Regions from separate parts of the Homo sapiens genome. Here region 1 is linked to region 2. A link is a contact called in ENCODE Hi-C or POLR2A ChIA-PET data. All regions are on one chromosome and are shown on one strand. Each heading gives the region's core, a stretch centred on a gene start or an enhancer-like site at or near the end of the contact. The rest is flanking DNA. Distances are from core to core; before and after follow the strand shown.

What was found. A loop is a pair of places that touch in the nucleus more often than their neighbours do. ChIA-PET counts read pairs that join two places held with the same protein, here RNA polymerase II (POLR2A). Pooled maps may share reads with other maps.
Region 1: POLR2A ChIA-PET joins it to region 2 with 16 read pairs in MCF 10A. The contact joins two enhancer-like sites. A Hi-C loop is called at or near these places in 2 of 168 maps with a recorded cell type or tissue (GM12878 and breast epithelium) and 1 of 50 pooled maps. POLR2A ChIA-PET finds 5 or more read pairs at or near these places in 5 of 52 experiments (IMR-90, MCF 10A, Panc1 and 2 more).

The regions. Positions count from the first base shown.
Region 1 is chr3:184,649,608-184,655,445 of GRCh38, reverse strand. No RefSeq gene overlaps it. Among named protein-coding and RNA genes, the nearest start is that of MAGEF1, 60 kb to the left of the region's middle. Within about 2 kb of position 2,830, at least 3 of the 41 ENCODE cell types and tissues checked have a DNase peak (open chromatin) inside an H3K27ac peak, as active enhancers do; they include breast epithelium, where a contact is called at or near this core.
Region 2 is chr3:184,686,423-184,691,819 of GRCh38, reverse strand. No RefSeq gene overlaps it. Among named protein-coding and RNA genes, the nearest start is that of MAGEF1, 23 kb to the left of the region's middle. RefSeq lists enhancers at 863-1,363, 1,364-1,864. Within about 2 kb of position 3,984, at least 17 of the 41 ENCODE cell types and tissues checked have a DNase peak (open chromatin) inside an H3K27ac peak, as active enhancers do; they include breast epithelium, where a contact is called at or near this core.

The DNA of each region.
Region 1 (5,838 bases), core at 1,581-4,080, 35 kb after region 2:
ACAGCTAATTAGAGGCAGACCAGGATTTGAACCCATGTCTCTGATTCTGAGCGTCTGCTCTTCATTTCTAAGCTAGCCCATGTTTGACTGGGGTTCTGGTCCACCTTGCCAGCCTGTTCTGCCCTGTTCCTTAGACGGACGTTGCAGTTCAGCTCCATAAATGAGCCCCCTAATTTCCTCCTGGGCTGCCTCCTCTACCTGACATGCCCCTCAGCCTCACCTGCAACTATGTCATTCTACCCTGCTTCTGCGTGCCAAAAAAGACATCTCCCTCTTCTGGGCTCCTGTGGCATTTTGTTTATCTTAGTGGTTTTCAAAGTGTGTCCCTGGACCAGCAACATCAGCATCAGATCCCACCTCAGATCGGCTGCATCAGAAACTCTTGGCATGGGGTCCAACAATCTGGTTTGAACAAGCCCTCCAGGTGATCCTGATGCATGCTCAAGCTTGAGAACCACTGGGCTACCTCTTGTTTCTCCAGACCCCAACAAGTCTAGGTGACCATTAAGGGTAAGGTTAGCTCTTGTTGTGGTCTTTGACACCTGAGCCCAAGTCATCAGGTCTTTTATAAAGGAACCCTGAGTGACTAATAATGAAGTGGGTAAAGCTTTTTTTGGCCTCTGCTGCTGCTTTCCATTCCATTACCTGGCATCCTCTTCTGGAACAGCTGACAAAAGTAATCATTGCCATATGGACACTATCACCATGCCCTTCAGAACTGGTTCAATGCCTTCAACCATTGCTTCCTCACCCCAAGTGGGGCCTGAGGCTCTCCATAAAAATCACCTGAGACCATCAGTGTCTCAGCCTCAAAGAATCTTTCCAGTCTTTGTCATTAACTGCCTGCCTGACTCCCTCCTGGCCTCTTCCCTGAAGTGTCTTAACACAGCCCACAGCCCACAGCCCACAGCCCAGCCTTGGCCTAGGGAATGGCCTCCCAAACCCATATGTCCTGAAGGTGAAATCAGACTTCACCCTTACTGATGGAATCTCCAACTTTGATCATGGTATTTTCTGTTTCTTCCTTTAATTCTGTCAATTTTTGTTTCATGTCTTTGAAGCAGTGTTAATAGTTGCATACATGGTTATGATCGTTTTCCCTTCCTGATGAATTGACCCTTTCACCATAACAAAATGTCCTTCTTTTTCTCTGGTAATACCCTTTGTCTCAAAGTCTATTTTATCTGATATTAATGCAGCCCCACCAGCTTTTGAATGTATATAATTTTTCATCCATTTATTCTCATCTTACTTGTGTCTTTATATTTAAAATTCATCTCTTGTAGACTGCAAATAGGTCTTTTTTTAAAAAAAAAAAATCTTTTCCAACAATCTCTGCCTTTCAATTGGAATGTTTATCCTGTTAACATTTAATGTAATTATTAATATGGTTGAATTTCATTTTATTTCCCCCCTCTGTTTTTTATTTCTCTGTTCCTCCTTCCTGCCTTTTTTTTTTTTTTGGATTTTTTTTAGAATGCCATTTATTTTTTATTTTATTTTATTTTTTTCATTTTTTTTTTTTTGAGATGGAGTCTCAGTCTTGTTGCCCAGGCTGGAGTGAAATGGCGCAATCTCTCGGCTCTCCCATGTTCAAGCAATTCTCCTGCCTCAGCCTCCTGAGGAGCTGGAATTACAGGCGCACACCACCAGGCCCAGCTAATTTTTGTATTTTTAGTACAGATGGGGTTTCACCATGTTTAGCAGGCTGGTCTTGAACTGCTGACCTCAGGTGATCCACTCACCTCGGCCCCCTAAAGTGCTAGGATTACAGGCATGAGCCACTGCGCCCAGCCTGAATGCCATTTAAATCTATCTATTGGATTTGTAATTATACCTCTTTATATTAATTTTGAAATGGTTGCCCCAGGGATTACAACATATCGTTAAATTTTCACAGTCCACTTAGTTACTATTTCAAGTAAAATGTAGAAACCATTGCCCGCTACCCCCATCCTTTATGCTATAGTTATCATATGTATTACATCTACATACATTATAAAACCCATAAGACAATGTTATATTTTTTGCTTTAAATTATCATGTGAATTCTAGAGCAATTAAGAGGGCTCACTGCCAAAGGGAACCTCAAAATTAGAGGAGGCCTTTCTCAGGAATCTGATTTCGCTCATCAGTAGGAAAGGAAACCTGGATCTTTCAATGTTCTTTCACTTAATTCTAGCTGAAGGTGAGTTCTGGGGCCACAGATCAGAGCCACAGCTGATTCATCTTTATCTCGCCTTTGAGAGTCTTCATTAAGTCTCCTGGGCCCCGATCATCCTACCCAAAGTCCTTTACACTGTTTCCCACTGGTCCTTGGTGGTCAGACATGATGACCCAGAGTGACTATGCAGATTAAGACTCATCAGTATCCTGTCTTCCTCTCCTTCTCTCATAAGAGGCACTTTTGCTGATCTTTTTATGAGTTGTGTTTTTTTTTTCCTCACCTCTCCTCCTAGGTTATCTAGTTCCTGAAGGTAAGGAATCTGGTCTTATGCATAGTAGGTACTCAGACAACTTTACTGAAAGAGCAAATGAACCCTAAATGCATTTTCTGGCCCTTCTAAGGGCAGTCATGCACAGAAGGCAAAGTGTACAGGGAAGAGAAGGAGGCACATGGGTATCTGCCTCAGGAGTGACGGGAAATCATTTCCAGGGGCAGGAGGTATAGCCAAAAACATCACCGCGGATTGATGGCGGGATTGCAGAGAGCCTGGAGTTGACTGTGATGAAATGTACATGTGGGCGTTGAGAATGTGAAGGCTGCAAAACGGGGGAGGCTACCAGCCCAGGATGTGTGGGTGGAACCAGGATTTTCAGCATGCTTGTGTGTACCTGGAGGAAGTATGTCCTGGGCCACCCAGAGCTGCTGACACTGCAGCCTGGAGGGCTGAGGCTTTTTAGAGAAACCATTAGTCTGGTGACAGGGAGAAGAAGGAGAAAGTGGCCAGGGCCAGGGTAGGCACAGGGCTGGTTTGCAGGGCTGTGGGCCTCACCATAAGGGAGGCAAGTGGAGGGCATTCATCTGGGTGCTTGTGGGAGACATAGAGAGTCGGGGTTCAAGGGAGTGGAACTGAGACTGATCAGAAAAGGTCCTTCGTTCTGGAACAAAGGGTCCCAAGAGTGTCCTTTGACCTAAGCCTCAGGAGGAAGAAGGTTGTCTTGGCACAACAGGGTCTCCCCGGGGTCAGGATAAAGGAGGAGCCCATGACTGGGAAGAGGTGAAACTGGGAGTGTCTCTGAGTCATGCCCTCAGCCTGTGCCAAGCTAATTGAATGACATGAGACTTGCAATACCTAATTTCATACGAAATATGATAATGGAGTAATGGGCCAGATTTTTGCATGTGGCTTGTAGAAAAGCTGAGAAGGAGGAGAGATGGAGCAGGAACAAGCCGCAGCACGTTTCAGCTCATGAGAGCCAGTTAGCCAGTCTGCTGGGCACTGCCAGCTGCGGTGAATGAAGTGCCTGTTGTTTCAAGGCAGGGGAAAATGGGTGACCGTTATTTTTAGTGAGGAATTCATATCCAACATGGTGTAAGGTTAAACAAATCTACAAGCGAGACTCGACCTGTTATAATAATCTTAAGTGGTTTTGGCCCACAGCAGGAGGGAGAGGCAAAGGTACAGCTGCTTGTGAGACCTACTGTGTGCCCATCCCCACAGCAGGCTGCCTACTAGGAGGGTGCCACGCTCAGGCTTTGTGGGAGCTGGAACATGGACATTGTGAGAGTTTGGGGTTGCTGGAATTTTCCTATTTTATAACACAGACTAGCTAGCTCTTTAATGTATTAAACTTCTTCCCAACACTATATGGTCAGCACAATTTTGCAAAAAGACGGTGTTAGGCCTTCCATGAGGTTTCTGGGTATTCAAGCCAAGAACAGTGTGAACCCCTCCCCGCAACCCCTTTCCCATAAGGAAATGCCTGAGTATTTGAAAATGCTCTTTTACTTCCAATCCAGTCTAACTGCAGCTTCCCTTACATTCAAGGTGACTGCCATTGTGGTTAAGGGCCTGGACAAACTGGATCTTTGCAGAATTTAAAGCGGATTCAAACAACTCCTGAAGGCCACCAGCCTCCGTCAGGAAGCCTCCTCCAGTGTGGGAGTGTGGAGGCCACTGCTTCAGACTGATCTCTTGGCTCAGGGACAGATGTGGTGAGCTCTTTCTTGGCTGGAGCAGCTGATCCAATTCTGTAAGGTGGCCCTGCTTCTCTGCCCAATACGGGAGACAGCAGGGCTTATTCCTAGTCTTTATAAAGTGGGCTGCTCATCACTATGGGGAATTCTGAATGCAGCAAGGGTGGTCAGGATCAGCTGGACAGGAGTCCTTTCTGGACTCCACCATGAATGGTTCTGCCTGGACACTTGGAAGTTTAGGCAGATCCATCCTGCTTGAGGTTCTTCAGGGTCATCTTTACAACAAAGAAATTACTAAATTCCTGGTAAATAGCCAAATCACAGAAAAAATCAACTACAACTTTATCAAACGACTAAAGTAAGCATTTTGCTTAATTACAGATGTGCAGCATGGTTGTCTTTCTGGTTCTCATGGCCCATCCCTGCTCCTCCAGGCAGGGGTGGGTGAGCCTGCGTTCTGACCTGGACTCAATCGCCTCTCCATGTTGTCAGTTTGTTTTCTTCATCTGCCCATGTTGCCAGGGACCTAGAGACCCTATTTCTATCTCTTCAATACATGGTGGTTATACTGCAATGCCTGGCTTTGCAATTGGCAGCGGCTCATGAGGGCTTTTCTGCTGCCAACTCTGCGTGCTTCTGACCCCCGTCCCTCATCGCGTCACCCTCTGCTGGTTTGTCCCTCTGGCCTTGCTCCCCGGAGGTGCTACATCCAACCTCTCTCAGCGTCCCTCTCAAGGCTCCCTCCTGCAGGTCCACACTGTCTATGGCCCTCAGCTGTGAGGGCTCTGGAGGCTGGGTCATTGCTGCACAAAGCCACTTTATGACAGAGAGCCCTTCAGCCAAGCATGGAGGTCAAGGCTAACAGTTGGCATTTTGACACCTGCATGCTTATTTTTTGTTTTCCACTACACATCAGTCCTGCAATCACAATTATATACCTCAAATGTTTTCTAATTAGTCTATTGGCACACAAAAAATTCCTTCAGTATAGCATTATTGCGGTGACCGTCACGATCATCCCAAGCCATTAATTCATAAGTATCATCATTAGTAGTTTAATAGTTAACCAAATAGTAATATATTTTGTTTAATAATTAAAATAATTAATAGTGATTTATTATTAAATTATTACCATCGGTCTGTGCCTCTGCCCAACTCCATGAGGGCTTTACCTGGCCCTTGCAGGTGGCACCTGTGACAACAGGTCACACAGTGGAACTCTGACCGCAAGGGTGGCCAGGAACCTTTTGTCCCTTGTTTGGTGCTGAATGTTCATATTGCGCCCCAGCACCCACCACTTCCTGTGCCTCCTCCCCATGGCTCTCTTCATGTCATGACTGTGTGACCATCACAAGCTCCCGCACATGCACGTCACACAGGTCTAGGTGAGTGCGTGACCCCTGAAAAACAAAGAGGATAAAACTCAATGTTTCTGAAGGCTTGTTAGTGGGAAAACTCCCTATCTGCAGTGTGTATGAGGTCGATCATCTAGGTTAGATCTAGATGACCCATCTAGATGACCCATCTTACGTTAGCACACTCACCTAACGTTTCTGTGTGCAGGACTGTGAGGAAAAGGGGACAGGGACAGGCCTTTGGAAAGTACAAAGTGCTGGCTTTGATACTCACATCCCCGCTGTGAGGCACTCAGGGTGGATACCATCCCCCATTTCACAGATGGAAACTGAGGCCTCGAG
Region 2 (5,397 bases), core at 2,735-5,234:
GAAAGGCAGGGGTTGGGGGAGGGATTGGAAAAACAACCCAAATACCATAACACAGAAAAGCAATCCAAATAAAAAGCAGCAACTGTGTGTCTGGAAGGAATAAACTGAGGAGGAGAGGCGCGGAGTTGTGCAGCGTGGCCGTGAGGCTGCCAGCCCTGGCAGCCCGCAGATGGGGGCTGGGCAGCAGCTGCCAACAGGCCACGGGGCTGCTCTGGCCAGGGGCTGGGGCACTGGTGGAGCAGAGTCTGGGCTGACTCGGGGGCATAAGGCGTGACTCGCAACCCGAAGCTTCCTCCTTCCCGGGGCTCCGGGTGCTGCCTTCGGCAGTCCCCAGTGGGCCACAGAGAGGAAGTGTGGTCTCAAAGGGGGCTTTTGGAGCCCCAGCCACCCCATGACCTATCTGGAGGGTTCTTCTCACCCTTCTCCACCTAAAGGGTCTGCTTGAGACCATGGAAAGAGCCAGAATGATGCCCCTTCACACTGGCATTCTGAGCATAGGGCAGGCGGCAGGGGTCTCACAATAAGGCAGGGGAGCCCTGACTGTAGAGGAGAGAGTGGGAACAATTTATTCTGGGGCCACAGAATGCAGAATCACAATGCTGGGGTTCCCACCCAGCCCTCTCCTGACGAGCAGGGTGACCTTAGGCAAGTCACTTACTCTTTCTGAGCCCAAATCTCCTCGATGTCAAATGGGTACAATGAAGTTTTCTCTGCTCACCTCAGGGTAGAACAAGACTGATAATGATCGTGAGAAGCATTTGGAAGCAGGAGCTGCTGTCAGCTCCCGCTGTCCTTAGAAGCTGGGTATGAGGTGCAGAGCCGGGCGTGTATCGCACCGCGATGCCTGTGTTTCTCTGAAAGAGGTGTCACTCCCATTTCACAGATGAGAACCGTAAGGCTCAGGGACGTTAAGGAACTCTGAGAGCTGGCAGATGACAGAGTTGACTCTGGAGCCCATGTCCTCTCTCCTGAGCCACATTGCTGGAGGGGAAAGTATTCTGATATTGCAGTCCAGTGGGCAGGAATGGGCAGTGTCACCACTGGTGAGCCCAGGGAAGAGGCAATGCCTAGAGCCCGGGCAGAGGAGACTGGCTGGGAAGGCTGGCAGCTGGTGGCAGGAGCCCTGTTTGGGCTCGGGCCTGGGTGAGAGGCTCAGTGGAGTGAGCTGTGCCCAGACCTGGAGGAGCCGAAGTCCCCAGTCCCCTATGAAGGCCTGGAGGCTGGCACACCAGCCGGGGTAGCCAGGAAAAGGGCAGCACCCAGGTGACAGAGGGTGTCAAGGCGCTGTGAGGAATTGTGATACAGGTCAGGGCTGAGGAACCAAGCAGGGAGCACATGATCTGCGAAGCGAGGCAGCGCAGCACCAGAGTGTTAAGAGAGGCGGGAGGAGCTGCACCGTCGATGGGGCCAACATGAAGAGAGGCCTAGGCAAGTCCCCGGGTTGGCCCAGGAATAAAATCCACAGCTGCTGCGGGGCCCTCCTCTCACATCACCTTCCTTCACTGCTCCGGGAGGAGGAGGGGGCTTCTCCAGGCCTGGGCTCGAGCACAGAAAGCAAGTCAGTGGTATGTCACAGGATGTGGAGCTGAGGAACGGGGTTTTAAGATGTACTTATGAGCTCTGTGACCTTAGAGTACACACTTACCCTCTCTGTGCTCAAGAGAGCCAAAACCTGGGCCAGGTGCAGTGGCTCACACCTGTAATCCCAGCACTTTGGGAGGCCAAGGCAGGTGGATCACCTGAGGTCAGTAGTTTGAGACCAGCCTGGCCAACATGGTGAAACCCCGTCTCTACTAAAAATACAAAAAATTAGCCAGGCATTGTGGCGTGCACCTCTGATCCCAGCTACTCGGGAGGCTGAGGCGGGAGAATCGCTTGAACTTGGGAGGCAGAGGTTGCAGTGAGCCGAGATTGCGCCATCGCACTTCAGCCTGGGTGACAGAGTGAGACTCCGTCTCAAAATAAATAAACAAAGATAAATTTTTTTAAAAAGCCAAAACCTAGACAGGAGCAAAGCCGAAGGTGCTTTCCCTCCAAGCCCCTGCCTGTTACCTCCTCCACGAAGCCTGTTTCTCTGGCAAAGTGAGTGAGCGGCTCCCTTTCCAGCGCCCTGTAGTGCCCCGCATGTCTCCCACAGGCCTTCCAGGCAGTTGTGACCGCTTCATTCTGGCAGCAGGTAGCAGAAGCGCATGTCTGTTGCCCCATCAGGGCTGTGGGCATCTTAAAGGAACCCCAGCTGGTGCCTGACAGAGGGGCTGGTAAATGCTTGAGAAATGGAGGGACTAAATGAACAGAATTTTATTGGGGAGCTTCCTAAAGGTAGTGGTTGGATCTTTAAGGAGTTGATGTTTTTGGATCATACTTTTTCTTTAAAGAAATCAAAGCTCTTTCTCGTTCCCAATGCTTGGTCTTAGCCGTACCCGTTTCTAAATGTTAGAATTCTCTTAACAATGTTTATTTATTCATTCCACAAATGTTTCTTAAGCATATACTATGCGCCAGGCTAGAAAGCAAAATCTTAGAAGACATGGCCTCTGTCCTCAAAGATGTAACTATGAAGTGGCCAGAAATGGGTGCAGACAAGCACGTGGATAATTTTAAGCTATGACCCTCTGGAGGATTCTATAGGAACCCATGAAGGAGGCTCCACCAAATCCATCCAGGAGGGACCAAGGAAAGACAAGGCTGCCACGTGTGGCTGCACAGGTCGTGCACTGCACAAGCCAGGATACCTCTTGGAGTTGTGTGATGCGGCGGTCTAGTCCTTCCAGGCCAGGAGCAACTGAAGCGCTGTTGCTGCCCCCACCCCAATGCCCAACCCCATCCATCTATCTGGTCCCAGAGCATCTTTCCCCTCTGGCTCCTCTCCTCAATAAAAATTCCTTTGTCCGACCTTCCAGAGGTTTCTTTAGAAAAACTCTCCAGTAGTTCTTGCTGTCCCCTTTCTCCTGCCAGCTCTATAAAGCAAGCTGGCTCCTCTCAGAGATTTACGTTTTTGGGGAGTGTGAGTCACGGGGAAAGAACTCTTTCCACAGCTTTCTAACCTTTGATGTGACCTCCAATACCCTGTGGCTAATACAGAGTGATCTAAATCTCACAAAGCTCATACACACAAGAGCTGCACTGCATTGGGCCGTGAAAAAGGCCTCTGGCTAGCCAGCTCCTGCCACCAGCTGGAGGAATGTTCTCCATTCCCACCTACACCAACAGCCCTCCTCCAAGATCCTTCCACTCTCCTGGCAGCTCCTGCAGGGGCAGTGGCCCAGGGCCCCAGTGGCTGGGAGAGAAGGTTTGCTAAGCCCTCCCCCGACCCCATGTCCCACCAGTCCATAGCTGGACCCAGAACCTCAGCTCCTCCAATTCTGGCAAGAAAGGCCTCAGTTGTTGAGCAAGAGAGAGAAAGACTGGAGAAACAGACATCTAAAATACAGCCTCCTTGATGAGAAGAACAGCTGGGACCAGAAAGATGCTTGTGAATTATGGGTGACATGACTGTTGAGGTCATGCCTGATGTGGACACAGGCGGCTATGGGCCTGGCTCAAACTGAACTTTCTGGAGGTTTTCCTGCAAAGCAGAACGATGTAAGTGAAATCTACTTTTTCCATAAAAATGATGGCTTTTTGAAGACCAATCCATCAGCAACAAATTTAATGAGCTAGAAATGACATGCCTGCTCTCCACACACTATACCTCTTTCTCAAGCAGGATACAGAACAAGCAAGGCAAGGTGGTAACTAATGAGATAATATCAATGAAACGCCTCGCCCAGTGCCTGGCCTATAGTAGGCGATCAATAAATGCTCACTGTTACTATAATGTTTTATTTTACTATTTGAGCAATCCCTGAGAGAGGAACTGAGTAGTGCAGAGAGAGGGGCTATAAAGTTTCCAGGAACTAGTCTGAGGGCCTGCCTGCCCGCGCGCCCGGGGAGGGGCCCGGGAGACCTCCGGCTAGGGTTTCACATCAGGAAGTTGGCTGACTGCGCAGAACGACACTTGCGCGCTACTACTGCTCATGCTGAAAATAGCACCACCACACAACCGGCCACAAAGGCAGGGGGACAGGCAGTGGCAAAACCGAAGTCATGGCCGGCTTCAGGATACTCAGTCTGGGATGGATGCCCTTTCCTTCCTCCCTCCCCTCCTCCCCATTCCCCATAGCAATCTGGAAGTCAGAGGGACTCAAAGCATGTCTTTGTCACTGGGTTTGGGCCCCACAGGCTGTGGGGTCCTGGGCCACCACACCCTCCCAGGGCAGGGAAATGGAGCCTGGGCTGGCTGCCAGCAACCTTCTCCTGGTCTCCGCAAACCCGCCCCATCCATCCCTCCCGTTCTAGGAAGTAGGCCACATGGACATTTGACCCAGACTCAAGTCAGGAGAGGGAGTTCCTTTCCTGCCCCTCTGAACACTGCGGGGGTCTTGCACCCTGGAAAGCCTTTTCAGAGGTTTCTCTTCTCCCATGGCCGGGATGCATCAGAAGGGACACAACAGCAGGAACCTTGGTTCTCTTTCCCGAGGGTTGAGGCTGGGTTGTGGGAAGGACTAGGTCATATTCTGCTGGGCAGCCACCTAAGAGGCCCCAGATGTGGCACCAGCTAATCCTCCGTACTCTCAAAACACCACCTTTGACATTGAGGCATCTGCCTTCTCAGCCTGTTAATCTCTTACCCAATACCCGGGGAAGATTACCCACTACGAGTGCAGTGGCGCGATCTCAGCTCACTGCAGCCTCCGCTTCCTGGGTTCAAGCAATTCTCCTTCCTCAGCCTCCTGAGTAGCTGGGATTACAGGTGCCCACCACCAGGCCAGGCTAATTTTTTTTGTATTTTTCGTAGAGATGGGTTTTCGCCATCTTGGGCAGGCTGGTCTCGAACTCCCGACCTCAGGTGATCTGCCTGCCTCAGCCTCCCAAAGTGCTGAGATTACAGGGGTGAGCCACTGCACCCGGCCTCTTTTTTTTTTTTTTTTTTTTTTTTTTTGAGATGGAGTCTCACTCTGTTGCCCAGGCTGGAGTGCAGTGGTGCGATCTCAGCTCACTGCAGCCTCCACCTCCCGGGTTCAAGTGATTCTCCTGCCTCAGCCTCCCAAGTAGCTGGGATTACAGGTAGTCCCACCATGCCTGGCTGGTTTTGTATTTTCAATAGAGACAGGGTTTCACCATGTTGGGCAGGCTGGTCTCTAACTCCTGACCTCAGGTGATCTGCCTGCCTCAGCCTCCCAAAGTGCTGGGATTACAGGCGTGAGCCACTGAGCCCAGCCTCCCCTACCACCAGTCTTGTTTCCCCACCTCCCTTTTAGTGAATTGCTCCCTTTCTCTACTGAACGGAGAACCAAAAGGACTTCCTTTGGGCATGTGCAGGGGCTCCAGACACAGGGAGAAGCCCCAGGAGGCTTC